2 separate regions of the Mus musculus genome follow, and region 2 is linked to region 1. Evidence: chromatin loops called from intact Hi-C (ENCODE). Cell type or tissue: heart. All regions are shown on one strand. Links, peaks and the distances in the headings refer to the core of each region. The heading gives the core; the rest is flanking DNA.

Region 1 (15,238 bases), core at 3,355-11,354:
GTCCCCCCTGAAAGGGACGGGCTGGGGCCGCACGTCTCCCCTCCGCCCCTGCCGCTTGCCGCGGGGACCCCCCTCCTCCCCACCCCTTTGAGCCAACGGGTCCAGAAAAGTCCACTCATCCGGCCATGCTGGCTCTCAGACACCAGAACCCAGGGACACCCGGGCTTTTCTTCCCACCCCCAGCAAACAACCCCTCTTTCCTGGGACCCTGGAGACATTTTGTGCTGGAAGTAAATTTGCTCCCCAAACATATACATTTAGAAGGGGACACAAGGGGACCTCAAAGATGTGAAGGGAATAGCCAGATTAGAGGCCAGTATAGGTGAGGTCAAGGAGTGTAAGGCCACCAGGGAAGGGGACAGGGAACCTGAGTGGGTAGAGTGGGTAGGGCCAGCTGCTCACATACAATAGTGAGCAGGGTAGGTGTGAGCTGGTGGGGAAAGCTGGCTGAGCTGAGCGGTGTGCCTGAGATGCAGGTAAGCAGCCGTGTGGGAAATAGGTATATCTCTAGAATATTCCTATGCAGAGCTAGCCTAAGTGCCTGGCCCCCAGGATATAGCCATAGACTGGGTCTTCCAAAGGAAAGGAAAACTGAGGCCCCTGGGTTTTGTGTGGATTTTGTGTGGGTTATGTGGGGGGGTGAGAGGATCTTCCCACCACCAGTTTCTCCTGGGGTCCCATCTTTGCTCTCCCAGGCTCTTACCCATTCTTTCTCTTTGATACAACTGCCTGTCCTGAAAGATACTTGGTGCTGGTGTGTGTGTGTGGGGGGGGGTTTGAGCTGCACAGAGACCAACAAGGGTGCATTTCTGAGTGTGCCTGCGTGTGGCTAGAGACTGAACATGTGCATCTGATTGATGGAAATGGAGCCTGTGCAACCGGGGGTGTTTGGGGGTGCGCGGCCATGGCCCGAGTAACCAATCACTGTAGACACGTGTGTGCAACTGTCTCAGTGTGCCTCAGTCTGTGCGCGGAGGGGAGGAAAAGAGTTGGGGGTGACCTGCGGGTGAGCATCGGCTGGGGTGTTGCACGGGGTGTGAGCAGAGAACCAGGAGAAAGAGCATTGGAGAAACTGAAGTAGGCACAACTCAGACTCCAGCACTCTAAACCTTTAGGCCAACACAGACTCAGGTAGATGTGCATTCACAAGATGGGGGGGGGGGGGAAGGCCGAGGGTACCTAGCCTGAAGAGAAGGTAGCTCACCCCCCCCCCCAGGGGAGCAGCTGGTGGTCTAGAGAACCTTCCCAGGGGTTTGAGTCTACTCCTCTACTCCACTCCGAGGGCAGCTGAGGCCACAGAAGAACACCACACTGTGGGCTCTGCTTCTTTGAGAGAAGGTTGTGGAGGTAGTCTCTGCCACCCCTGAATGGCTTCCTTATTTACCCCCTCCCATTCAACTTGATTACTAGGCTGAACTGAAACCCCTGAGGTATAGCTTCAATGGGCCCAGGTTCCCTACCACTCACTGGAAGGGGCTCAGCTCTGCCCACACCAGGAAGAGTATAAATGACCACTGTATACATTTCTATGCAGAGGGGCCAAAGATGTCAGTGGGATGGGACAGGGTGTAAACAAACCAGTTGCTCTCATCTTGGGATCTGGGTATGGCTGTGACTATGTTTTGTAGACATATCTGCTTATGCAGGCTGCCCTAATGGAGAGTTAGGTGTTTCTAGTTGTGGGTACTTCTGGAGAAGAAAATTGGTTACTTGTTTGTTGTTCTGGGACCCAGACAGAAGCACTTTGATGAAAATTCTGCCAATATTCTGGTGTGCTGAGAGGGAGCTCAGCAGCAGAGCTGTGTTAGCAGAGCACGGTGAGCGAGCAGGAAGAGAGCTTTCTCTGGGGGAGCTCTCGATTTTTGGCCCCAGGGGAGACCCATTGTCACCATGTGTATAAAGGGGTTCATGACAGGTTGTAACTACCTCTAGGAGTAGATATGACATCTGAGTATAAGGGACAGAGGTATCCCTGACTCAGTGACTGCTTCCTGACTCCCTCCAGCAGTCTCAGGACTCTGGAATCCAGGATGCTGTGGGTTGGGGCGCTGTGCAGTGGGGAGATGTCATGGCTGAGAGTCCCTTCTGCCAAGCAATAGGGGCTTTTTTCCCCTCCTCCATGCCCCTTCCATGTACAGAGGGTCAGCTTAGGAGCTAGGTGGGAAGAAGCAGCCTCTTACATCTGCTGAGAGAGCGTTCAAGGTTAAATGTCCATGGGGGAGCCAATGTACCCAGCTGCCTGAGGTCTCACACGTATGTATATGTAGAGTGGATGAAGCATCCCCCCAGCCAATCCAGAAACACCCCCCTCTCAGGCACACAGCACCACAAACACGGTCCAGAAACAATGAACACACACACAAGGCAGGCACCCAGTGATACAGACACAGGGTTCCTGGACACATAGTGTCACTGAATATGACACAGCACATCCGTCTAAATTCAGACAGCCACTAGCATATGCAATAATTAAGCGCACAGGAGGCACGGTGTCTATGCCTGCAATTCCAGCACTCACTTGGGAGGCAGAGGCTGAAGAATGGTCACAAGTTTGAAGCCAGTTTGTGGCTCAATAGTGAGTTTCAGGCCAGCTAGAGCTACATGGCAAAATCTTGTCTCCAAAAAGCAAAGCAAAACAAAACAACAACAGAAAAAAAAAAGGGGGGGGGAAGACAGGGAAAATTAAACAGGTAAACCTTAGATGTTGAACAGATTCACAACATCACTACTATCCGCCCTTCTACACACACCAGCAAGGGGAGAGGCTTAGGCCATGGTTTCTGGATGCAGACAGGCAGGTTCCCTCACGTTCTGGCAGCCAGAGTGGAGAGGGAACTGGCTGTCTGAGTGACTTTGGTGGAAACGCCACCAGTTTGTGCTAAAGGGAGCCCAACCACTGCGAGGGCTGCAGTCACAGAACAGGGTGGTGGGGCAGGGAGGCTTCTGCCTGGGGGAGCTCCCAGTTCTTGGCTCAGGAAAACGCCAAGTCCCAAACCACCCTGGAAATGCAATCAAAGCCGCCCTGCCGCCCACCCGCCCTGCACAATGGCTGTGGCTTGAGTCGTTATCATTTTTGTTAACTTTTTATCGACTGTTTGCTAGATGGCGTGTCAGTAAAGTGTATGATTTGAGATGAAAAATTAGGCAGATTAACCTGAGGGGAGAGCCTGATTGATTACTAAATAGGATCAATTTGAAAGTTTTAGTCCTGGCGTTTCTGCAGAGCCTCTTAATACTTCAAACTTCAATTTTACGGGCGATTGAACTAAGCATGTTTCTGACAAAATTGATATATGTATTAATTTGCTTTAACTGGTGATTAATTACTCTCCACTGAAAGAATTATATGGAGCTGTTTGCCTGCGATTTGCATATTAATCAAATTCTAGTTGATAATTCTGCCAGTGGGGGGGGGGGTCAGGGCTGGGCACGGGGCACAGGGTGTGAAGGGGCGCTTGTGTGAGTGCCGGTGTGTGTGCCGGTGTATGTGGGGGGCTCCCCACCCCCTCCTTTGCTCGCTCCCTGCTTAGCTGCCAGTTTAGTGCATTAAAACCAAAGATGCAGAACGAGTTTGCCCGGCTATTTGGCGGGAGCAGAAATTGCCTGTCCGGTTTTATGATCTGCTCAGCCTGAGCAGCCGGTCCTTAATGTCCCCTGTCAAAGTGTCCTCGATTTAAAGGGAAAACAGCCCCCGCTCTAGTGCCACACCAGCCTGACAAGGGACAAGGCAGGGAGGAACACCCCCTTAAGCCCCCCCCAAAGGACCATGATTTCCAGGTGGTACCCTAGCCCTAGGGACCCTGGGAAAATAAGCAACGTCCTTGGAGCAGTAGACCTCATGGACCGGTTCAGTCACAGAAGCCCCCCACATCACTCACAGATCCAAGGCACATTCAGGCACAGCAGAGTCTCAGAAACACTGCCAGACACTGTCACTCGAACTCATGGGCAGGAAGCCGCTGTCTTAGACATTCGCAGACACAACTACCCAGTCACATGCTTATTCGTTTAGACACCCGCTCTCAGGCCTGCGTGTAGATACACTCAGCTACCCACATGCACACCCCAGCGCACAGAACCACACACAGGATGAGAACACCCATAGACATCCAAGTCACGTCCACATAGCCTCGAAGGCACACGTGGTCACACACATTCAGACACACGCACATTTTCAGATCCACACACAGAGACTGCATCCATACACGAACTGAGACATAGAGCGCCCCCCCTCCCCATCTTGTGCCAGAGTCTCACCAGACATATCTAGGACAATCCCACACACACTTCTGGGCACACATAATCCCTACGCCCCCTCCTGCTCCCTTCCCTGGGCCTGACTCTTTAAGCTAAAGGGGGCGGTGCCATCAAATCAACTTTCTCCATCTCCAGATTCAAAGGGTAGGAGTGTAATTAAAACCAGATAATTAATGAGACAATATTCCTCCAGCTACATCTTTAATGAACAAACCCCTCCAGGGCAGCCTCTTCTTCTAGGCTCATTAAAGAGAAGAAAGTTGGGCGGTTTGCGGACTTCCCAGCGCGTTAATAACGAAGCGAACCCGGGGTGGGTGGGTGGGTGCCTCGACCAGGGTGCGGGAACCACAGTCACTTTCCTTGTCCTTAGCCCTCCTAATATCACTTTGGCCCCTTATAGGACCCAGCCCTCATCCCCTTCCTACTCACCCCGCCCCCCGCCCCCAGCGGGCTCCAATTTCTCCTGTTGCCCCCACCCCCACCCCCAGGGGTTTCCATAACTTCTCTTCACTGAGCCAGGCCTGGCCTGAGCTTACTGTGGTACATCTTTAGAAGGTACTCTAGGACGTGGAGTACTTTAGAAAGTACTCTAGGACGTGGCTGGCCCTCGCGCAACAGAGTGTGTCTCCCCAATTTCTTCCCACCTCCAGAGCGCCTGCGCTAGGCTCAGTGTTCCAGGTGGTCTGGCTGGATAAGGCTGGGTCTGTAAAGAGGAAGCAGAGGCCCAGACTTGAAGTCCTAGCTAAGTGGCCTAGGATCAGCAATGGGAACTAGTGGACTGGACATAAATTGGGCGGGGCGCGGAGCCGTGAGGGTCAAGTGGTTTTCCACGCACATCGTGCGCGCCCAGAAGAACACGCACTAGCAACAGCATACATGTAAATCGGCGCTCACGCTTGCGTGCACATAGAGAAGCCCAATCGTTCATGCATACACATGCATTGCCACAATGCCTGCCTGCGGTCCAGGCAGGCACCGGGACAACCTAGCTTGGGACTTCCCCTGTTGGTCTGGGGTCGCTTTAACGTCCCTGATTTCCAGAGTGGGAGCCTTTTACTCCTTGGCACTGCCTACCCCGGCCCTGGAGGGACCCAAATGGCTCAGAGAGACTGAAAGTCTGTACAGTGCAAGGCGAGCGGGGCTGAGTCAACCCGGGCGGCGGCTGTAGCTCTGGCGGCAGAGCCTGTGTTCGCCTGCGCCGGCTTTTAGGGATGAGTTATGTGGCAATGAGCGAAGTAAATCTGCATGCGCAAAAGATGCTAATTACTCTTAATAGCCTACCCAGACGCCCCGAGACTGGAAACCCAGAAACGTAAATCTGCTCCCGATAAATATTTTTAATTGTGAAATTTCCTGGAAAGAAGGCTTTGGGTGCGCGGGCCGAGGCATTCGGCTTTGGAGGGAGGCCCTCAGCCCCCCACTCTGGAAGCCGAGTCTGGAGTCAGGGCTCCTCGCGGGGGCGTCGGGTGCGGGCCGAGTGACCAGAGTTGGGCTGGCCGGCGCTGGGTAAAGTTAGTGATGTATCGCATTAATTACCAGTGTGAGCTGCAAATGGTTCGAGGCCCAGGGAAAATTAATGGGAATCCAAATTCTAATTATGTAGCTGTTGTTAAAGAGTTTAACTAGATAGTCACGGAAAAAATTGGATTATACATAGAAATATGCAGCCAGCGCGCAGGCTCTAGGGAGCAGTCTTGGGGAATCACAACCAGGCAGCCCCTACCTACCCTTGCCCTCGAGGGTGCTCCTCCTCTGAGGGAAAGGAATAGATCCACCCCCACCCACCCACTCGCCCCCACCCCCGCCCCCGCGTATAAATAACGATCCCAGGAGAGCCTATGGCAGCGGCAGGGAGAATCTCAGGCTAGGTCCAGAGGCTGAAGGTCGGAGAGATGCGCTCTTGGTTGCAGAGGTGGAGTGGAGGTTCTGGCCTCCTGAGTCCCTTGGTCTGGGTAAGCTTTTGTGCCAGTTTCCTAGAAGGCGGATAAACCAAGAGCAGGCTAATCTACCATATACTTCTTTTTAAACGACAGAGTAGCCCTGGCTGTCCTCGAACTCACGGAGATATGCCTGCCTCTGCTACATCAAGGCTAGAATCTGTGCCACCTCCCCGGGGGCATACCCTGTTCTTTTGATAGTCGCATAATTACATCTGGGTGCTGTGGGCTTTTATTTTTTCCACTGTCAGTTTAAGGAAATAGCCACCAAACAGAAGCCCAATTACACCCGAAGCCTCGTCATTCACTTTATTAAGGACCCTGGATATGTTTCCATTTTCGCAGGAAATGAGGTCTGATCAAGCAGCACTAATACCTCTGGCCTCCAGGGAGGGGGTGGGGCCTTTCCAGGGCCAGCTCCCTCCCCCCCCCCGCCCCCCAGGCCCGGGAGGCAGTAGCGCCAAGCTGCAGGGCGGTGGGACGGGACGTCTTGGAGAGACAGATACCCAACCGCTCACTTGCTTCCTGGGCCACCTGCTGGGCAGAGGCTAGGCCCTGCGCGCCTGCAGCTGGCAATCTACGGGAAGCAGGTTCGAGGCTGGAAGGACCTTCAGTCCCAAGAGACAACAGACTTTCCAGGCTCGATATATTATTCCCCTAAGCCCAACAACTCAGATCTGGGGATCTGGGGTTTCTGCTAAGGTCCCTAGAGCAGGGCTTGGACCACCAGGGAAGCCCCTTGCCGGGATCCTGGGCATCTTTGCTTTAATCTTGTTTCTCTTTTCATGTTCACTCTGTTAGTTGAGGAGAAGCCGGTGAATCCCAGTCTCCCTAAGGAGTCCCTGTATTAAACCTGTGCGCCAGCAGCTTTTAGACTTGAATTTCCTAGATGGATGAATGTGATTAATGCTTGCCCAACTAGCCACGAGGCTACTTTGGGACCTTTGATGGTCTTCCTTCCCCAAGTCCGACTGAAATCACAAAATAAGGAATGGGAAGGGATGGGGGACGCTTTGGGTCAAACCTCAGAAGATGGAAAAGACTGGAGAGGGGTCACACAAGTTACAAGACAAAGTTTTTCCAATTACAGGCTGCCTGGGATGGGGTGGGGGTGGGAGGGGATGAGAGATTGACTCTGGAAAGGAAGAGAATGGCCGGCTCCCTCAGATGCTCTGGGAGGGACTAGACATTTAGAGTCTGTTTTCTCATCCTGAAGGGCATGAGGGATATTGTCATTTTTTTTTTTCTAAGTTTGGAACAGATTCTAGCTTGGGGTGGGAAAGGCTGAGGATATGCAAAGGAAGTGCAAAGAAGGAAACCCAGGGATTGGGAGAGTCCCGGGTTCTCACCTCCCTACCTCTAGTAGCAAGGGGCAGGCGAGCTCAGAAAAGCTGCTGCCACAGACCCAGAGTCTGCAGAAAGCAGGTGGTGTGAGCATTTCCTCCCTTTCCAAAGTCTAGATTCCGAAGAATTCTTTTGCCAGGGGCCGGCTGGTGGTCTGATGACAGACTGAGACCAAAGTCCATCCCAGCCCTAAGGGAATGCTGGGGCTCTCGTCTCTAGTCTTTGAGCACTCGCATACCTCTCGCCCCCGTTCATCTCTCCAGTGAAAGCCCTTGGTGAACGAAGGCTGCTTCCCAGTCCTTGATGTACGCAGGCTGTCCTTATGTTTCTGTGAGCAGCGTCCTCGGACCCTGACTTCTGTTTCTTTGGGGTTTCAAAGTCATTCCAGCCCCGCCCCTTTAAAAGCCCGCGCTTCTCCATGTCGCGGGCTTTGAGTGCCACCTAGCGGCACTTGTGGCGACACTCAGCAGCAAGCACCCTTCACCCACTTCTTTCTGATGCCGGATCTGAAACCCCAAACCCCATGCAGTAGCCGCTTTAAGCTCAAATCAAAAAGCCTTCGCTTCAAAAAGTGTTACTGTCCCTTCCCAGCACGTTAGGAGGCTTAGGAGGCGACGCAGCTAGGAATAACAAAATACTGCTGCGGGCCTTCCTTTGGAACCTGCAGATGTGGGAAACGCACTTTCAGGACTGGGTATTGGATAGAGCTGGGGGTCTACCCGATGTCTCGGCTTTTGGATAGTAAATCAACAAACAACAACAACAACAACAACAACCACCCCACAAAAATGAGAACAACAAAGGCTAGGTCTTTCTTGGGCTGAGGGAAAAGGCAACTTCTTCCTGAGGTTGTACACCCAAAGGGAAAGTTCGTAGTCGTTAATCATCCTTACTCTTACCCTAGATTCGCTCTTTCTGTCCTCATCCCCTCACTGGTAACAAAGACCCCTCTGACTCCTCAAATCCGCATACTGGGTCCCGCCTTTGCCTGGGAAAGGTTAGACAAGAGCTCCCTCTGCTGGTCGTGATGTGACACTGCTCGGGCCAGTGCGCTGCAAGGCAGTGAATTTTCAGATCTGCTTCAGGAAGGAGGACTTTTTTCCAAACAGAAAGAGAAGTTTTCGCAGGCTTTATGAGTCTTCACAGGGAAGCAATGGCTCAGAGCTCCACACCAATTTTGCATCAATCGTATCTCTTTTTCTTCCTGTGGCTGGCCCAACTACCCCCCAACTGACAGTGTGCCAGCAAGGTGGGAAAGATTAGGAATTTCTTCCCACATATCATAGCTAACTAACACTGTGAATATGCACAAGTTTTTTTGGTCAATTATGCATGTATAGATGCATGTATGTATGCATCCACATGTGTATTATGTATGCATGCATATGTGTATGTATGTATGTATGTATGTATAAGTGTATGTATGTATGTATTCAGTAACCCTTAGGCCACATACTCTCCTACCCTAGTCCAGACTGCCACCGTCTACTGATACTCCCTCCATGTCCAGGCACAGCTACCCTCTTCAAGGTCCCATCAGCTTCACTATACTTCAGGATATTCTCCAGGTCTGGGCATTAGGAGGTGCAAGGGCTCCGTGGAGGGCAGGATGCCCAGGGCACATAAAGGATGAAGTAGCACTAAGGCCACTGTGGGTCTATGTCCTTTTCTTAGGGCCTGTCCTTACTGGAGACGGAAGACAGCAGTGGCATGCCTGTGACAGAAGCAGCACTGAGCTTCCAAGTCCCTCTGTGACCTAAAATGATCTGACAACCTTCCACAGAGGCTGTTGCTCCATGTAGATCCCAGAGCTCTGGTCCAGGTCACTTCAGTCCCGTTCACTTTGTTCAGAGCCGGGTCCCATGGGTGAAGCTCAGAATAAGCCAGTCTATTGGGCTCTTGAGGTCCTCTTAGGCAGTAGAAATAAGAATCCTGAGCCCCTGGGCTGGTGAGATGGCTCAGTGGGTAAGAGCACCCGACTGCTCTTCCGAAGGTCCGAAGTTCAAATCCCAGCAACCACATGGTGGCTCACAACCACCCGTAATGAGATCTGATGCCCTCTTCTGGAGTGTCTGAAGACAGCTACAGTGTACTTACATATAATAAATAAATAAATCTTTAAAAAAAAAAATCCTGAGCCCCAGGCCTTAAGCAGCAAGAACAATGAGGGGACCCCTGTGCGCCCCACATTGCCCCCTTCTTGGGGCCCTTGGTGCATTTCCATGGTACAGACATCCTGGTGCCTTTGGAGTCAGTGCCTGGAACCAGGACACACCACGTCCCTGCACTACCCCCATGGAGGAGCTGCAGACAGTCAGCTGCCAGGGCCAGCCACATGCTAATCTGAACTGCAGAAAATTTGGATTCCAGGACCCCACTGCAGAGCCATGGAAAGAGATCACTGGGAACACCTGAGAAATGTCCCTAGTGTGGAGACTGTTTCCTTCTTTACCCATTTCCCAATCCTATTTTGTTTGGGTTTTCTTTTAGACAGAGGCTCTCTATGTATCCCTGGCTGGCCTTGAACTCTCAGAGATCCACCTGCCTCTCTGCCTCCCTAATTCCAAGATTAATCACTTGGGTCATGACACATAGACACTTTCCAATTCTTTAAAGTTACTTTTATGAAACATTCAACTTGTTGATCTTTGGGAGGAATGTGATACATTGATATGTTACAACTGAGCCATTGCTCTAGAAGCTTGGTCAACTTCCAGGTTTAAAACGAGGCAAAACGGGGCTGGAGACTTAGCTGGCTTTCACGGTGCTGCCAAGAGACTGCGCTTTCTTCTCAGGTTTAAGAGGGAGTTTTTGAAAAGTTTGTGAGTTCCTTCGAGGTATCTACAAAAGCTCACCCTGTTCCTTCTGCTAACTTTTTTGGTCATCCATGTTTATTTCCTTAAGATTAGTAGTAACTAGTTTTGCCTCAGTTTTTTTTAAAAAAAGATTTATTTATTATTACTTTATTTATTACTTTATTACTTTATTACTTTATTTATTTATTACTTTATTTATTTATTTATTTATTTATTTATTTATTTATTTATTAGTACACTGTAGCTGTCTTCAGACACACCAGAAGAGAGGACTTCAGATCTCACTTCAGATGGTTGTGAGCCACCATGTGGTTGCTGGGATTTGAACTCAGGATTTTTGGAAGAGAAGTCAGTGTTCCTCTGAGCCATCTCTCCAGCCCAGTTTTGCCTCATTTTAAACATGGAAAGTTTTCTGTCTGGCTACGTGAAATACATTTCTGGACCTCTGCCCCTTTAATTCATTCTTGGCCATTTTCTAAGGAAACTCACTCACTTTTGATTCCTAGGGATGCTGGTCACAAAAGCCTGCTCTCCCATTACTTATCCACAACCGTGGGCTGCAGAACCCCTCTCTCCTCCCCACCCAGTGTGGAATATGAGGAAATCCACTCTGCTATTGTGAACCAGAACCTAGGTTTAAGTCTGCAAGCCCCACTGCCACCCAGTTTTTCCTCTCTGAGCCTCAGATTCATTTCTTGCTCTTGCTTAGAAACAGGGTCTTGCTATGTAGCCCAGGCTGGCCTCCAAACCACACTCTTTCTGCTTCAGTCTCCCTAGTGCTGGGATTATTGTCCGGTGTCATAGTGCCCAACTTGAGCCTCAGTTCATCTGTGAGACAGAACAGCAACTGATACCTAAAAAGTAGGCTCTGAGGGTTGAACAAGCTGATGTCCCCATAATGCTTTGCAAAAAGCACAATTCGGTGTCACTCTTCAGGTTCAAGAAAAATCCTCTCCACATGCAGGATATTGAGAAGCCCCAGCCTCTGGGTCTGAATAGTGATCTCTGGGGACAGAGCAGGCACTGCCGAGGTGAGAGTACGGGCAGGTCCATACCCTCACCTCCCTACGTGGGCATGTGTGGGTACCTCACCCATCTAGGGCCTCCTTTTCTTCACAGCCCATTGAACCCATGAGAGAAATTGATCTGATCCCTGTGAGGGAAACTGTTGGGATGAGAGTTTAAATACACAGAACGCTGTCCTCCAGGATAGCAGTGAAGGCCCTGTTTTCACTGGGTTGAAGCAAGTGGGTCCTGGCATCGGGAGGGCTTGTGCCCACGATGGAGAACAGAGACAGTGACAGTCATGGTTATGCACAGAAGTTTCAATGGCTGATAAGCCAACTATGATAGACACTTTCTGGATTGATTGATTGATTGATTGATTGATTGATTGATTTGACTGTTTCAAGACAGAGTTTCTCTGTAGTTCTGGACCTGGCTCTGTACACCACCAGGCTGGCCTCAAACTCAGAGATCTACCTGCCTCTGCCTCCCCAGTGCTGGGATTAAAGGTGTGCACCACCACCATGGCATCTTTTTCTGGCTTAAAAAAACATACAGCCTGCTGGGCAGTGGTGGCGCCTTTAATCCCAGCACTTGGGAGGCAGAGGCAGGCGGATTTCTGAGTTCGAGGCCAGCCTGGTCTACAAAGTGAGTTCCAGGACAGCCAGGGCTATACAGAGAAACCCTGTCTTGGAAACAAACAAACAAACAAACAAACACAAACCACCACCCCCAAAACAAAAACAAAAACAAAAACCCTATACAACCCAAACAGAAAACAAGTAGGCCTAATTGGGAACTCTCTGCCCCTGAGGCCATGCTAAGGTACATCCAAGCTGCTATAACAAATTCAAAAGCTTCCTGGGTTAGGCGTCTGCTCCCCTTGATGATACAGTATACAGATCTCTGTTCTATCATTTTCATTATTAATATCACAGGCTCTGTGGCTGGAGAGATGGCTCAGTGGTTAAGAGTACTGGTTACTCTTCTAGAGAATCCAGGTTCAAGTTCCAGCCCCCACATGGCAGCTCACAACTGTCCAGGAGATTCAGGGTATCCCGCGGTTCCCAACATTTTCATACTGACATATACGCAGGCAAAACACCAAGGTACGTAAAAATAAAATGAATATTTAAAGGAACCCCACAGACTCTTGAACCCTGAACACCTAGTTGTAAATCCTGTCCATGATGACCATATGGAAATTACCCAACCTCTCTGTGTTTCAGGTCCCTTTCCTTAAAGTGGGGGTGGTATAGTGACTGAGTCGTGCCTGTTAGCTAAATTAAGTCCCTCAGCCTCATACATTTATTCAGCACAGTTGGTCAGGGCGGTCATTGTTATATAGAGGCATATGGTAACTCCCATCAGCAAGTTCAAAGTGATCACTCTAGCTCCTGATGGCCCCTCACTTCTTGTGGTCCACGCTGATCCTCAGATGAAGACTTAAAAGTAACACTAGGGGGCGCTCGGGGATCTCCAGGCAGGGACAGTGGACGCAACGTCCCAGGTTCAGACACTGTCGTCATCATTCAGGCACCCCCAAGGTCCTAGGAGAAGCACAGACAAGGCTACTCCACTGAGCCAGTGCCGTCCAGTCTGGTTCACCCAGTCCCCCACGCTGATAGAGGTCAAAGGTTTCCTTCCTTTGATGAATGATCACTGATGTAAGCTGAGGACCTGAGGGCCCAAGGACAGTAATGATGGCCCTGGTAATGGGGACCCTGGCCAAAGGGGAGCAAATCCATTCACTTTACAATATAATGTAGGAAGGACATCGCCTGAGCTCACCTTACCCTGTGGCTGGCTGTGTTTTTAAACAGCTGTAAGTTCCAAGTAGCTCCTAAAATCCCTCTACCTAGATCAGAGTTGGGAGGAACATACATAGTGTTGTGGGTGGTGACATCTCTCTTTAGCAGAGTAATGGTGCCTCTGACCTGGGAGAGGCCAAGGGCACAGTCTCTCTTTTCATCTCCATCTTCTATGAAAGCAAACAAAATACATTGACTTTATTTTTAAACTCCGGGGACCACGTATACCCGTGTTTGTAGTTCAGCCTGAGAGTGAGCCTGGATTACCTGGCCCCTTGTCCCTCTCAGGACAACTGGTGGTTGTGGTTGAGGCTGTGTGGAAGCCCCGTGGTTGGATAAAAAGTTAATCTACAAGAAGGAGGGGAGAAGCTGGGGACCCAAGTAGTTGCCCTCCTTCAGGAGGCTGTGGGAAGAGAAGCAGTTGTGGGGTGTGGGAATTTCCTGTCTCCCTCCTCAAACTCTAGCAGGGGAAGGATGTGAGGGAGGGAGGAATGGCAATAAAGAGGAATTTGCCACAGGAGAAGGAGGTGAGACACAGGCCTCGTCTCCTCAGCCCTAACCTCTATAAACCTGGATTCTACCCATACAAACGTCCAGACAGCAAGTTATTAGAAGCCCAAATTCTCCTGGAGAGCTGCGGGTCTCCAGCCTGCTTGGAAGTCTGAAGCTTCTTTTTTTTTTTTTTTTTTTCTTTCTTTCTTTAAAGACCTTAAGTGTCTTTTTTTTTAAATCTATTTATTTATTTCATGTATACAAGTACACTATAGCTGTCTTCAGACACACCAGAAGAGGGCGCCAGACCTCATTACGGGTGGTTGTAAGCCACCATGTGGGTGTGGAATTTGAACTCAGGACCTTCGGAAGAGCAGTCTGTGCTCTTACCAACTGAGCCATCATGCCAGCCCAAGCCTGAAGAAGCGTCTTGTATCTGTTTGTTGACTGATTAAATAACGCGAAATGGTTTCGTATGGTCATTCCCAGCTTCATACTGAATGAGGGGATAACCTGGGCTACATGCAATGCTGTCACAAAACCAAAAGTACCTAGAAACCGAATCCGTGTCAATCAGTGGATGCTTTTGACAAGTACTAGGGTCATTTCAATGAGTGAGGCCTCTTGCCTGTGGTCCCTTGGTCCAGGACCCAGAACAATTCAGAAACATGGGTGTCAGAAACATGGGTGTCAGATGTTACAGTGCTCACTGTACAGCATGAGGCTTGGTGGGGTGGGGTGGGATTTGTCCAGTGTGACCATTTGCATGGGAACTCTGAATGCACACTGAAGTCGCTGGAGGTTGCGTCTTCTGCCCAGAGGTAAGGGAAGCTGTTTGCTTGGGTGTGCAAGAGGCAGATGCCGGTGTGGGCCAAGACTGAGGCCTCTGCGGGTCAGCTCAGGAGTTCCCAGGTTTCTGCCATTCAAGTTTTCTCTTTTCTTAAGCCTAAAACCAGGTTTACTGATCTCCCCACGCCCCCATGCTACACTTTACCTTCCCCCTTTTTTTATTTTATTTTACTTTTGTTTTTCGAGACAGGGTTTCTCTGTGTAGCCCTGGCTGTCCCAGAACACACTCTTTAGACCAGGCTGGCCTCAAACTCAGAAATCGGCCTGCCTCTGCCTCCTGAGCGCTGGGATAAAATGTGTGTGCCATCATGCCTGGCTTTATCATCATTATTATTTTTGCTTGTTGTTGTTGCTTGAGACAGGGTTTCTCTGTGTGACCCTGGCTGTCTTGGAACTCACTCTGTGGACCAGACTGGCCTCAAACTCAGAGATCCACCTGCCTCTGCCTCCTGAATCCTGGGATTAAAGACTTGTGCACATGACCCATTTAGATAGAAACACTTTGAAAAGGAGTACACACGGCTCTCTCACACACTGTCAACTACTGAAGCATTGCATCACCACCTTTGTCCCCAGCTCAGCAAGCAATATCCATACATTGCTGTAGCCAAGCTACCCATTCGTTCCAGTGTTACCAACTTTCCCTCTAACATTCTTTTCCTGCCTCTGGTTGTCTTTAGGACACCCCGTCGCATCCCGTTAGACACCTCGTGGTGTCAGAGGCCTC
Region 2 (15,238 bases), core at 3,056-11,055, 140 kb before region 1:
TCTGGTGCGTCTGAAGTCAGCTACAGTATAATAATAAATAAATCTTTAAAAAAAAAGTTAAACTTGGGTAAATAGTTTCTATTTCACCTTCAACAGATCCTCATATGAAGACAGGACTTCTGCTCTACAACACAGTGTCCCTAGGAAACAGGTAAGACTGTAAGGCATCCTGAGCACGAAGACTTTGGGCCATTAGTTGTTGCTGCTGATTTTGGTTTTCCAGAGCTGGGTATCAAACCCAGAGCCTGTGCATGCTAAACAAACTATCTACTTTGAGCTACATCTCAAAGGTGTTTGAGTGCTACTGACAAAGGGCTTTATCTATATATGATCAAGATTTTTGCATAATGTCCTGTCTCCCCTCAGCAGAGAAAAAAAAAAAATCTCTTACCTGCTTCCTTTCTTCAGGGTTTAAACATAAGAGATAGCAAATGATCTCTTCTGGAAGCTCAATAATTTGGCAATAAAAATTCCTAACAAATATTCAAAATAACATTTTTTTACTTTTATATTTAATAATCCACTTCTTTTTCTTCATATTCTTCAGGCGCTAGGAATTGAACTCAGGTTCCTAGCACATTAGACAACGCCTATCCATCCCTTCTTTTCAGTTTTCATTGTAATAAGCCCTCACTAAGTCACCCACGCTGGCCTTTAACTCACCCTATAATCCACAGGAGGATTCTACTGCCTCACCCTCCTCAGTACCTACATTAACACCAAGTCCAGCCTGGCAATGCACTGCCACTCATTCATCTATTACGAACACAAAGAATTATCATTTAAACAGTAAAGGTTTAATCCCAGCACTTGGGAGGCAGGGGCAGGCAGATTTCTGAGTTAGAGGCCAGCCTGGTCTACAGAGTGAATTCCAGGACAGCCAGGGCTACACAGAGAAACCCTGTCTCAAAAAAAAAACCCAAAAAACAAAAAACAAAACAAAAAAAAAGTACATTATAATTTCATATCCTGATATTTAGATAAGAGAATCCAGGAAAGAAACTAATTTAAAATGGGAAGGTAAGGGTGGTACCAAGAGCCTGTAGCTCCATCCATGACCCTTAAGCGGGATCACTTGAGTCTAAGAACTTGAGAGTATTTTGGACAACACAGGGAGATCCTGTCTCAGTAAAAAACCAATACGAAAAGGATGCAGAGAAAGTGGCAAACAGAGCTCGTTTCAAATGTAAACCACTCAGCCAGCAATCAATCTCACTGATTTAAAGAAAATCCTTTGTAGAAATGTCTGGAGATTTATTGGGCATGCATGGTGGCTGGCACTTGTCGTGACACCAATACTCTGGAAGCTGAGACAAGGAGTACCACCTGGGCTGAAAGCCAACCTGAGCTACACTGTGAGTTCCAGGCTACTGGGGCTAGTCAGAAAGCACCTATAACAAACAGAATGATTTTGTTTGATACAATTTTGTTTTTATATACTTTAAACATCTGTTTCTCAGATAAGTCAAGGAAGGCTGAGGCCAGGAAGACAGCTCAGTGGTAAGTGATTGCTGTGTAGGCTTAAGGACTGGGCACTCTGGTCCACTCTTGTCATCCCAGTGCCGGGGGGGGGGGGGGGGGGGGAACACGGGAGGACAGATTCCAGGACACTGCCACCCCCACTCGCAAGCCACTCCTCCTCACTCACTCACTAGGCTAAGTGAGCCCCATGCTCCAGAGAATCTAAATTCAAGAAGCAAGCTGAATGGCTCCTGAGGAAGGCATCTGGAGCGGACCTCAGAAACACACAAAATAAAAAAAAGTTACTAAATTGTATTAATTCGCTCAGTATCGTTTCTACTCAGCTTAGAAGCACCTAGCGAAGGAGATCCTATTAGTTTTTTGAGACGTTCACATCAGACAAAGATGTGAACCCAAGCGTTCTGCAATATCACTCACAAAGTCAGCTGGTCCCATTCATACATGCAGCCTGCACACCCAACTAAAAGAGCATTTAAGGCAGCAGATTACAGAGGACGGCGTCCAGGAATTCTTCCTTCCTGTGCATTAATGCTATTCTTCCCATCCAGCAGGTACACGTTCTCCCCATGCCCACCAGCCCTGATTTTAGATTAACCTTGACTGGACTCAAACACGATGACATTAGAGATGGTCTCATTTTTTTTCTTATCTTGAATTTCAAATCCAGCACAAGAGCATTGGGCAGTTTCTGCCTCTTATTTCCTGGAATCCTCATTGGAGTACAACAAAGCACCATATTTAAATGTTCATACAATAAAAAGCAGGCTCTCAACCTTATCTGAACTAAGCTTAGCCTCAACCCGAGGATGCTCCCATCTCTGCCTCCTACATGTTAGGAATACAGTTATGTGTTGTTATATTCAGCAATGTTCACCTTGTCATGCTATTTTGCTTACTAGCTATTTAAAAAAAAAAGTGTCTTAGCCAGGATGTAGTGGTATATATGCCCTTAATCCCAGCACTTGGGAGGCAGAGGCAGCTGGATACGTTTGGGGCCGGCCTGGTCTACAGAGTGAGTTCCAGAACATCCAAGAGTACAGAGAAAACCCGTCTTGAAAAAGAAAATAAAAATAAAGGAGCAAAACAAACAACACATCTTGGGGCCAGGGAGATGGCTCAACAGTTAGGAGCACTGGCTACTCTTTCAGAGGTCCTGAGTTCAATTCCCAGTACCCACATGGTGGCTCACAACCATCTGTAACTGTAGCCTCATGGAATCGGATGACCTCTTCTGGTATGCAGATAGATGCGCATGCATACAAAACATACATATACATAAAATATATTTTTTTAAATCTTAAAATTATTTTCCTGCTTGATCTTGAGACTGGCTGGGAAGGAATACATTTCTCCTGTTTCTTTCTTTTTTTTTTTTTGTTTTTTTTTTTTTTCGAGACAGGGTTTCTCTGTGTAGCCCAGGCTGGCCTCGAACTCAGAAATCCGCCTGCCTCTGCCTCCCGAGTGCTGGGATTAAAGGTGTGCGCCTCCACCGCCCGGCATTTCTCCTGTTTCTTAGACCAAGCACACCTTTTCTTCCTTAGTACATTGTGCTGAGGAGGCCTAGCTCCTCCCCATCAATTTCGTTTGGCTGCTGAGGCCATCTTCCAGCCCGTATCTTTTCTGAGGTTCTCACTCTTGTGGACTAAGAAACGGTCCCTCCGTACCTGCTAATGCTGGATGAGAGAGATCAGCGGTGCAGAATGGTTTGTGCAAACTACTGCTTTCTTCTCACTAATCTGCTTTCAGAAGTTAAAGATTCAGCTTGCACTACCCTTCCCAAGTATCAGAGGGCAAAACCATGTGAATGGTCTACTTGAAATTTGTAGTAACATTAAGAACAATCCATTGTTTAAAAATAAGTACAATGTTCATGTGATATTAATTAAACTCATGAAGCATTCCATTGCATGATGGCTTTCTCAATAAATTTTACATCATATTCTTTAAACCGAAGCTGGATGTGGCGGCATACAACTTTAATCCCAGTGCTTAGGAGACAGAGGCCAGCCTGGTCTACATAGAGAGTCCTAGGATAACCAGGGCTACACAGAGAAACCCTGTGTCAAGAAAGAAAAAAAAGTTTAAAAAATTATCAAGCTTGTTATTAGCAACTAAAATTTTCAGTTTGACTAAAGGATAACCTTCCACTGTGAGTACAGAGTAGTGCATTAATTGCTTGATGCAAGCTCAAATAAAATACCTTCTCTACCTTAAATTTGACTCTGAACGGAAAGACACCATATAGTGGGGTACATGGTACCCGAGGGGAAGCTGTGACTTACTCAGATTCATAATAAGGGTGTGGCTGAGCCGAAAGAGAATTGGAACCCTCCGTCTCGACCTCTCTTACTGAGGTGTCCTTCTTGGCCACTCTCCCAGTTGTGGCCTTTTCTCAAAAAGCAGCCACAACGGCAGGCAAGGCCAAAAGAGAAAGTAGCCAAATGTAAAGGAAAACTTAGCTTCTCCCTGTGACTGACTCAACTTTCATTCATGTGTGGTGCCCTCAAAACTACAAACTAGTACTTAGCCACCTCAGAGTCGGGCACTGTCAACACCTAACTCACAAAGCAGAGCTGAGGGAGTTCAGAACGTTCCTAGGCTAAGGATCACAGGCAGCAGTACGGGGTGATCTCACAATGTCTCTTTATGATTGCTAAGTCTCATTATTCCATAAATCTAATTAAATGGCAGGTTCCTCTTCAGAGCCAACCCTCGAAACCGGAAAACAAAACTGAGCACTTTTCTGACTTACAACTGGAAGCTGGCTGAGGGCATAAAAGCAGTACTGACTTACTCCCATCCTCTCCCCCAAGATTTCAAGGTCTCTGCTCATTTGCTTGTTTGTAAACAGGGTCTCAAGTAGCCCTGGCAGACTTAACTCCTGACCCTTCCGCCCAGTGCTAGGATTACAGACATTCACCACCACACCTAGCTAGCTTGTTTGGTTTTTTTGTTTGTTTATGGTCTGTTGACACAGGGTATAATTCCGTATGTAGCCCAAGCTGGCTTTCACCTGGCCAATACTCCTGCCTCTTCCTCACCATCCTCCTGCTTGTTCTCTTCCTCCTCCTCTCCTCCTCTTCCTTTTCTTTTTTGTGTTTTTCAGACAGGTTCTTACTATGTGCCTTTAGCTATCCTAGAACTCACTATGTAGACCAAGCTAGACTCAAACTGAGATCCACCTACCAGTCCAGATGTAGGCCACCTTCCCCAGCCTGACTCCACTTCTTAAGTACTGGAGAATAAGGTACAAGCCACAATTCCAGACCTGGGGTCTCAATATTTTAGAAGGTCAACACAGGACAGAAATTCAAGAAATGTCTTTTGGCTCAATAGAATTTTGTGAATGACAAACTTGTGTTTCTGAAGGTACGGATACAAAGTAATGTTTTTGTTGTTTGGCTTTTAGAGACAGAAGTTCTCTATGTAGTTCTGCTGTCCCAGAGCTCATACTACCTGGAGCTGGTACTCTAGACAAGGCTGGCCTTGAACTCAGAAATCAGTCTTGCCTCTGCTTCCCAAGTGTTGTTCCCAAGCCACCACAGCCCAGCTAAAATTTTATCTTTTTAATACACTTTATTTATTTATTTATTTATTTATTTATTTATTTTACGTGTATGGATGTTTTGTCTGCATGTATGTCTGTGCATCACCTGTTCACCTGTGTACATGGTGGGGGGGTGGGGGGGGAGTCCAGAAGAGGGTGGACTGGAGTTAAACCACTGTGAGTAGCCATGTGGGTGCTGGGAATCAAGCCTTCATCCTCTAGAAGAGCAGCAATGGTCTTAACTGCTGAGCAGCCTCTCCAGTCCCCAAAATAAAAAGTTAAATTTGACCAGCTTCTATAAATATGAATGGGACAATTTAAAACCTAATTTCAACTAAGTTAGTATCTATGTTTATCAAATTTGTTATGGCATTTTAGGCAAAGGCACAAAAAAACTATTCAACCAAGGAATGCTATTTGAAAGATGGGTTACAATTACTTCTGAAAAAAAACAAAAACAAACAAACAAATAAACAAAAAACCACAAGACTTGATTGAAAATAATGCATTATCCCTAAGACCACCTGTTAAGCTTAAAAAAAAAATCTATGCATCCATCCTTCTTTAGATGTAACTAGAGGCTGGTTTACACCTAGGCTATACAAGAAAGCATCAGATTAAAAGCATCAAATATCAGACTGGTCAAGGTTGCCAAAGACAAGCACAGCAAAGGAGAACCACCATACAAAGTTACAGAAACAGGGCCTAAGGGGTTGACACAGACCCTAAAAATGCAATACTCACTCTGTACTACAACCTAAAACTCACGGGCAACCACCAATCCCGACTTATCTCACTTTCTCTACTCCCTACATCCTTCCTCTGAAATTTCCTCACATCTCATTTCTCCAAGGACTTTCTTCTCACAGAAAGCAATACAGCACCTGGCTTCCCCCACTTTTTACTACCTCACCACTGAAGGCCCAAGTTTTGTTTTGATTTCTCTTATTGGTTATTAACCTTGTCCCCACTCACCTGTAACTACATTTCTTTCATCGCTTTGTCCTTACCACAAATAATTTTGACCCTCTCCTTCAAAACAGAGCACGTATCTCCTTTCTGATATTTGTAATTCTAGCTCACAATCAACACTGTCTTTCTCTCCCAGGAACTGTCACCATAGCCCTAGGTCTGAGTCCTTATCTTCTTAAATGAGGCCTCTTCCAGAGTTTGCCAACATTAGTAGAGCTAACTGGGATTCCACCCTTAGCCCTTAGGCAAAGGCTATCTTCTCAGCCCATCCTACAAAAATACTTGCCTCCCAGCCATGGTTTTCCCACTTTCGCCGTTACAGCCATCAGTTTCCAGCCCTGCCCAGTTTCCCCCTGCCCCCAGTGTCTGTCTTGCCATTATCCTATCTCCACTATTCCCCACTCCTGAGTGCACCTCCTCTCCCAGGCCTTACCCGTAACCCTGACACCGGGAAGGCCCCTGCCAGCGTCCACAGGCGTCTCTCCACCCGGGTTCCTCCGCTCTTCAGTAACTGTCCCCACGCCCCTTTCCCTCTGGGGCCCCGCGCGCCGCCAGGAGCCCCCACCTCGAATGAGCTCCCGCTGTCACTTGGCCTCTCTTCCACAAGATGGCGGAGCTGCTGCCCCCACCCCAGGGTCCCCTCTGTACCCTCCTGCACCCTCCCCCAAGCTCAGGTCCAGTCCCTCCCTCCGCCTCGCCACTGGCCTTGGCCCCCAGTCCCACTGCCCCCTCCTGCGGTGAGCGGGTGACCCTGGCCTAAGCTCAGCGACACGCCAACGCAGCCGCCTCCACTAGTCCCCTGCCCGCACCCATCTCCTCACCATAAACTTAAGCGCTTTCTCCTGCAGCACCGCCTCTGCCGGGTCCATAATCGCCCGGACTACTGGGTCTGCTCTCCGCCGGGGCCGCCCCTTTCGTGCCAGGCCGCAGCCAACGCAGCGTCCGGATCCCGCCTCCTCTTCCTTCCCCCGCCCTCTCTTTTTACCTCCTGGCACTGGCAGGGGGCCCGAGGAGGACCGCGGCTCTGCGCGTGCGCACTCCGCTGCCTCACGGGACTTGTAGTTCTGGAGGCTCCAGCGGCAAAAGGCAAGGCTACGCGGCGAACAGCAACTCCCACGGGTCACTGCGTAGAGTCGCGGCTGTGTGCAAGCCAAATGTAGAGCACTCGAGAGCCCGGAGGGGAAGTCGGCTGATGGGAATTGTAGTTTCCAGTCTCTAAGAAGGCAAAGCCGGAGTGTCACCGTGGTTACCAAACGACGCCAGTGGCTCCTTGCCTGGCATTTGATAGCAAGATGGCGACTAGCGCTTCCTCTGTATTCCAAATACTAGGAAAATAGAGAACTCAGGGTCCTTGGTTCTCCCTAATTGTGATTTTAGAAAACCAGACCCTCCTAAAGTTCATACATCTGGCATCTGCAGAAAGATTGAGACCTAGAGACTTGAGCCAAGTGTGCATGTAACAGCAGCCTCAACATCAATGCAAGATTCCGATAACATCCTAAGCTATTATTGCCTCTTTTTTTTCAGAAGAGCCTTTTCTCTCCCCAAGCAAGCCAGGGACAGATAGAACTCACTCCAGGAAACCTTGAGTTTAGCGCTCAGAAAGTATGAACTACCATTGCTAACCCTGAGATCAAAGTCCTGTGTTACATAAATGAAATTCAATGACTATCAAGCAAGTGAAATCTATAAGTAGTGTCTTTGGCCATAAAAAGCCAGAAATGGGAGCCGGGCATGGTGGCGCACGCCTCTAATCCCAGCACTCGGGAGGCAGAGACAGGAGGATTTCTGAGTTCAAGGCCAGCCTGGTCTACAGAGTAAGTTCCAGGACAGCCAGGGCTATACAGAGAAACCCTGTCTCAAAAAACCAAAAAAAAAAAAAAAAAGCCAGAAATGGGCCAGGTGTGGTGGCACATGCTTTTAGTCCCAACACTTAGGAGGCAAAGGCAGAGGCAGGTTGATGTAGTGAGTTTGAGGCTAGTCTTGTCTACAGAGCAAGTTCCAGGACAGCAAAGTCTACACTGAGAAACCCTGTCTTGAAAAATACAAAAGAAAAGAGAGGGACAAGATGGGGCTGGGGAGATGGCTCAGTAGATAAGAGTGCTTCCCATGAAAGGACAAGGACCTGAGTTCAAGTTTCTAGCACCCACATAAAAAGCTGGGGTATATGGGCTCAGTGGTTAAGAGCAGTTGCTACTCTTGCAATGAACCTGGGTTCAATTTCCAGCACCCACATGATGACCCACAGCCACTACTGTGCCTCACCTGGAGTAGATCTTTAATTAGGAGAACATCATTGGCCAAGAGAGAATGGTACTTAGGAATAATACAACAAATTTTGGTTAGGTTTCTGTTGTTCTTTCTTTTTCTGGTTGGTTGGTTGGTGTTTTCTGGGTTTGTTTGTTTGTTTGTTTTGTTGGTTTTTTTTTTTTACTTTTTTATTTATTTTGTGTATACGTAGGTGCACTTGGCTTGTGGAGATAAGGGGGCAGCTGGTGAGTTCGAGGTTCACAAGGTCTACATAGGAAGTTCCAAGACAGCCCGAGCTACATAGTGAAACCAGGACTCAAACAAACAAAAAGTTATTACTCTTCTTCCATAATGTAAGTCCCAGGGATCAAATTTAGATAATTAGATTTGGTGGCAAATGCCTTTACCCACTGAGCCATCTCACTAGACCAACTTAGTTTTGGCAGAAGGCAAATATACTCACTCTACAGGTTAAAGGAAGACCAATTAGTCTGGAGCTGATGCTGCAGAGTTCAACACTCACCTGATCTGCATAGTTGAGTTCCACACTAGCCTAGGCTACAAATGGAAGTCTGTATTTTAAAAAGTAGCAACGTTGGTCACAGCTGCTGTCACCATCACTTTATGCCCATCACTAGAAATTTTACATTAATAACTTCTAATAAACCAGGCATTATGGCACACAACTTTAATCCTAGCACTCTGGAGGTAGAGGAAGGCAGATCTCTGAGTTCAAGGCCAGCCTGATCTACAGAGCAAGTTCCAAGACAATCATGGCTACACAGAGAAACCCTATTTAAAAAAAAAAAAAAAGCAAAACAACAAAGAAGGGTTGTCAGTGGGTCTGCAGCTTTCTCTGGCCACTCACGTAGAAAGTGAGAGCTGGTAAAGCAAACTGGGAAGCTGTAGCTCAGGAACTTGTTCCGTAGACCAGGTTGGCCTCAAAATCAGAGATTCCCCCCTTCGGAGTGCTTGAATGTAAGGTATGCACCACTATCACCTGCTAACCAAGAGGTTTGGTTTATCAGCTCCATTAGCTAAAACACTCATGTACATATGAATTCAAAGGAAACTGTCAGGGGCTGGCCAAAAAAAATGGGGGGGGGGGTAATCTTTGTTAAAATTGGCTATTTACAGCTAGGTTTGGAGGTGTATACTTGTAATCCCAGAACCCAGGATCAGGAATTTGGGACCAGTTTGAACCACATGGCATTTTCTCAAAAACAAACAAAACCAAGAATCACCTTTCATGTTAAATCGATAAATCCAAATTGAGAACATTTTGATGAACCAACCTGCCTCCATTTCAGACTTAAAAGGCATTTTGTACTAAAGACAAATTGGGTCCATTCCTGTTTGTGACTGTTTCTCTAGGATTGGGCTATGCTCCACCTGTAATTTTAACCACAAGTGGTTCTGTACTGCCTATTCCAGAAAATGGCAACCATGTCTTTGTTTCAAAATTGTTATGACCACCCTACCTTTGTTTCAAAGTTATTATATCCAGGCATCTTTAATCCCAGCACTGAGAAGGCAGAGGCAGGTAGGTCTCTAGTGAGTTCTAGGCCAGCCTGGTCTACAAATGGAGTTCCAGGACAGACAGTCTGTTAACAGCTCTTGTTAGAATCACCTTGTAAGGACCACCTTGTTATGTTCTTCATCTGTAACCCTGCCTATTTACTAGCTAAATCCCCCATTTGGAAACTCCCTAACCTTGAGCTATAAAAGCCTTATCTTTCCCACAACCAAAACTGACCTCTAGAACTCCACCTTAGGGGGAGGCTAAAGATAGCAGGGTGTGGTGCATGCCTTTCCAAGGCAGCCTCATCTACAAAGCAAGTTCCAGGACAGCCAGGGCTACACAGAGATAAACAAACAAACAAGCAAAGTGTTATTTTGAAAGATGAGAGGAGAGAGACTTCTGACCCAAATCATTTATTCATGAATTCAAAAAAACTTGCTTTAACTAATTTGGCCATGATGATTTGGGTCAGAATTCTCCTCTCCTCTTTCAAAATAACACTTTTGTTGTTCCTTTCTTTCTCTGGCTATCTGGAACTTGCTTTGTAGACCAGGCCGCCTTGGAAAGACATGCACCACACCCTGCTATCTTTTCTTCTTTGAGGCAGTCTTGTGATTTTTTTTTAATATTTATTTATTATTATTCATTAGTAGACTGTAGCTGTCTTCAGATGCACCAGAAGAGGGCGTCAGATCTCATTATGGATGGTTGTGAGCCACCATGTGGTTGCTGGGATTTGAACTCAGGACCTTCGGAAGAGCAGTCAGTGCTCTTTACCGCTGAGCCATCCCGCCAGCCCCAAGTCTTGTGATTTATCTCCATTCTGACTGAACTTGGAATCTCCCTGCTTTGGCCTCAAAAAAGCTGTAATCACAGGTATTAAAACACAAAGACAACCAGGCACACCTTTAATCCCAGCACTTGGGAGACAGAGGCAGGCAGATTTCTGAGTTCAAGGCCAGCCTGGTCTACAGAGTGAGTTTCAGAACAGCCAGGGCTACACAGAGAAACCCTGTTTTTTTGTGAGACTTGCCTTGATGTAGCCCCTCATAGCCAACCAGTTTAGGCAAATTCTTTGGATCAGAGGAAAGAGACCTGAGGAGACTAATTCTTAGTATGTATCAGTCCCTAAATTCACTCCCTCCAACCGAAGAAAAGAACAAGAGACCTACTTCTAGCTCACCCTTCTATTGACTAATAGGTTGTAATTAGCCAAACTTTTCCCATCCTTTTTCCATCTTCCTGTTTATTTGTTTGTTGTTGTTTATTTTGTTTTCCCAGACAGTTTCTCTGTGTAGCCCTAGCTGTTCAGAAACTTACTCTTTAGACCAGGCTGGCTCAAACACCTGCCTGCCTCTCTCTCTCTCTCTCTCTGCCTCTCTCTTTCTCTGCCTCTCTCTCTGCCTCTCTCTCTCTCTCTGCCCCTCTCTCTCTCTGCCTCTCTCTCTGCCTCTCTGCCTCTCTCTCTCTGCCTCTGCCTCCCAAGTGCTGGGATGAAGTTATGCACTACCACCACCCAGCTCCAATCCTCTTTCAAAAGGTTCACTTATCGCTTGTTTCTTTTAGACAGAATCTCATACAGTGAATCCGCCAAGCTATTCCATAGGTAGAAAGAAAGGCTTATTGGGAAGCCAACTGCCAAGGCTGGGGTCAGGGGTTGGGGGTGGAGAGCAGAAAAAGAAGAGGACTTTAGATGATATTCATCAGGGTACATCAAATATACACCAAATACACTTCTTGGCTCTGTCTTTGAGCTGAAATTAGCTGTTCAGATTGCCCAGGGACTCATCCAACCAAGAGAGAGGTTCCTGGCATTCCGAAATAAGTATGAGTCTTTTCTACCAAATACTATAACATTTTTGTTTAGGATAAGGAATTCAAATATTTTTACCCTCACCCCTTGTGAAATTTTTATGCAAATGTTTTAATCTCCTCCTCAACTAATAAACCCTTTCTTTATTCCCACAAAAGTCCACTTGTATTCCTGGAATCTGATATAGCCTGAGGCCCTGACCACTGTCTCCTTGGAACAACCCTTTCCCTTCCCTAGATTTTCTCTTCAGTTTAAGTACAGAACTTACTCTGCAGATCAGGCTGGCCTCGAACTCAGGGATCCACCTGCCTCTGTCTCCCGAGTGTGGAGGTTAAAGGCGTGTACCACCACTCCCGAAGAGTGCTTATTTTTTTCAACATTTATTCTTTTCAGTTACACGGATGTGTACTTTACATGTTTGTCTGTCTGGATGACAGTGCTGAAAAGCAAACTTAGCTCCTCAGGCATTCTAAGCAAGTGCCCCAAAGCTGAGTTACACTCAACTCACAATTGTGTACATTTTAGAGTTTCCAGATGTCAGAGGCCAATACCAGGCATGGTGGTATACTGCTTGTTATTCTGATACTCAGGAGGTAGAAGCAGGAGCCAGGGTCATCTTGCCAATGCTAGAAATAAGTTTGGGGTCAAAAAGGAGGAGACTACATAGAAAAGCCCTGTCTCAAAAGACAAGACAAAACAAACAAACAAACAAACAAAATTAAAAGAAAGCACTCGAGTCAAATCTCTGATACTGAGACCACCTGGGTCTACCTACATAGTAAGCTCCAGGTCAGCCAGAGCTACAGAGTGAGACCCTGTCTCGAATAAATAAATAAATACATACATACATAAGCAGGCAGTAACAAAAAAGGTGGAGAACACTAGAGGAAGATGCTTGGCTTCCTCTGCAGATGCTTACAAGACCTCTGGCTTCTCCATCAGCATGCACAAAGGAGTGGAAACACCACACCTGCGCACAGGCAGACACTACACTACACACAGAGAGAGAAAGAAAAGGCAGAGTGACACACACCTATAATCCTAGCACATGGAAGACAGAGAGAAATCATGTAAATCCTAGGCCACTCAGGGTTTCTTCCCATGACCTCTGGAACACATAAACCAATGAAAGTTTAAAAACAAATTATGAGGATGAAGATAGCTTAGCCGATTAAGAGCTCTGGCTTCTCTTCCAGAGGACCTGCATTTGGTTCCCAGCACAACATGGCTATTAACAATCATCTGTAATCCAGACATATGTTCAGGGAAACACTCATACATTTATAAAATAAAAATAAATTCAATCTAGAGCAAGTACTGTGCTTGGCTATGCATACCTTTAGCGCAGCACTCACCTCTAGGAAGACAAGGGGCCAATCTGTTTAACCTAGTGACTTCCAGAACAGCCGGGGCTACATAGTCTTGAAAGAAAGAAATATTTAGACATCACTTTATCAGAAAATGGTCTTCTATCAGGAGAACCCTAGATCCTGCTGGACATTCTGTAGTCCTCTAACTACCTACTGAAGATGCCAGTGTTCCTTGATCTCAGTATTTGGATGTCACCAGTCCATCAAATGTCTTTCTATTCCACACCAATTACTTAATTACTTCTCTTGTATGGGTCCCTCATCCACCGCCATCTTGTTCCTAAGTTACTGCTCTCTCTCTCTCTCTCTCTCTCTCTCTCTCTATATATATATATATATATATATATATATACACACACACACACACACACACACACACACACACACACACCACACCCGGCTTTTTTGTTTTTAAGAATAGTTGAATTGAGCCAGGTGTGGTGGCGCACGCCTTTAATCCCAGCACTCTGGAGGCAGAGGCAGGCGGATTGCTGAGTTTGAGGCCAGCCTGGTCTACAAAGTGAGTTCCAGGACAGCCAGGGCTACACAGAGAAACCCTGTCTCGGAAAAACCAAAAAAAAAAAAAAAAAAAAAAGAATAGTTGAATTGAACCTTGAAGCTGTGCATGACAATGAACACCTACAATCCCAGCTCTCAGAAGGTAGAGACATGATTATCAGGCTAACCTTGGCTTGTGAGTCTGAGGCTCTATTATTAGGCAAAACAAACAAAAAAATCTTGAAAGAGCTGGGCGTGGTGGCACGTGCCTTTAATCCCAGCACTTGGGAGGCAGAGGCGGATTTCTGAGTTCGAGGTCTACCGAGTGAGTTCCAGGACAGCCAAGGCTACACAGAGAAACCCTGTCTCAAAAAACAAACAAACAAACAAACAAACAAACAAACAAACAAAGAATCTTGAGCATGAATACATATGGAGGGGGAATGATGCCATCCAGCCCTGCAAATGACCAACAGAAGGGGAGGATAGGAATGGGAAACACTGGGAGCAGAGAAGCCCCATCAGGCAAAGTACAAGGTGAGGCTAGAGAAATAGGAGGAAATAAGGTGAACATCTTGAAAGCCAAATAAAGAGATTTAAACAAAGGCAAGGATGGTAAGAGAGCCCCAGATGGTCAAACAAGGAGGGAACGTGCTACAGGTGTGGACCAAGAGACTGACCTCAGCTTGAGTGTGGGATACACACCTTTAATCTCAGTGTTCTAGAGGCAGAGCCAGGCAGATCTCTGTGAGTTTTAGACTGTCCTGGTCTTCATAGCAAGTTCAAAGACAGCCAGGACTACATGGAGAGACCCTGTCTCAAAAAACAACAAAACAAAAACAAAACACCCAAAGTCCAAAAGACGAAAACAAAACAACAGCAACAACAACAAAAAGAGACAGATCTGTCATTGCCAATCATGTTGCTGTTTTTCGATGACAACCAATCAATAACTTAGCAGTTTTATCCTTGAGACAGGATCTCACTCTGTAGCCCAGACTAACCTGGAATTTGCTATAAGATACAGGCAGGTTTCAACCCAAAACAACCCTCTGTGTTCAGCTTCCCAAGTGTTGAGATCACAGGCCAAGCCTTCATCCTTGGCAGAAACTCAGCCTTAGGTAAGTATTATTGATTGGGGTAGTGCGTGTAAGCTGTACAGGGCACAGGAAGCTGTGCGTAATGTAAGCTGTATTCATGCAGTCACCAGGGACCCTGCAGAATGAAGACAATCTCAGGCTCTTGAGGGAATGGGGAAAAGAGAAGAAGCTAAAGAAGGTATGTCTAAGGGGGACAGAGCAGATGGCGATGCAGAGATAAAGAGACTACAGACTATTCCATTCAGCAGCCACACATTCCAGCTTTCTCCAGGGGAGTAGTGACGAGGCCCTGGTAGATAGTAGCGCACTGGCAACTCGAGTGACATCATGTCCTTTAAGACAACCAGAGATTCTAGATTAAAGTTCTGCAAAATGGTAATCAGGAAGAAAAAAAAAACAGCTCCCTGCGAGCCAAGCTCTCTCCCACATACATCCTTTTCCTGTGTAGAAAGGCCTGGCATCACTTTCTTAAAATTGTCACTTGTTCAGAGAAAGTGACCAAGGTCAAACATCACTGGCTTGGGGGATTTTGTCTTTACCCAGCACAGAAGTCAATGGTGTTATTATTATGGTTGTGTCTTTTTGCAATGAGGTAGTTTCTGAATTTAATGCCACAGGTCACTTCATGGGGCAGGATGGTGATGTGGGCAGTGTATCTCTGGACTTTTTTTCCTGACAAGATCT

Evidence for each region. Peaks named below come from ENCODE experiments on the same cell type or tissue, not always from the same donor. Only the 100,000 strongest peaks of a DNase experiment are listed, where the experiment ranks them.
Region 2: a loop joins it to region 1, with 2.5 times the contacts of the local background. A loop is called at or near these places in 2 of 42 quality-filtered maps.

What each region holds. Positions count from the first base shown.
Region 1 is chr19:45,214,058-45,229,295 of GRCm38, reverse strand. No RefSeq gene overlaps it. Among named protein-coding and RNA genes, the nearest start is that of Lbx1, 15 kb to the left of the region's middle. In heart, for the core only: CTCF peaks have their summits at 6,740 (motif pointing left), 7,971 (motif pointing left) and 8,591 (motif pointing left); DNase peaks (open chromatin) are centred at 7,965 and 8,565; H3K4me3 peaks cover 2,045 bases; H3K27me3 peaks cover 6,493 bases.
Region 2 is chr19:45,355,471-45,370,708 of GRCm38, reverse strand. Btrc (beta-transducin repeat containing protein) reads right to left here and starts at 6,975. Exons shown (of 15, transcript NM_001037758.2): 1 at 6,823-6,975. The coding sequence starts at 6,870. In heart, for the core only: a CTCF peak has its summit at 6,585 (motif pointing right); a DNase peak (open chromatin) is centred at 7,008; H3K4me3 peaks cover 2,123 bases; H3K27ac peaks cover 1,625 bases.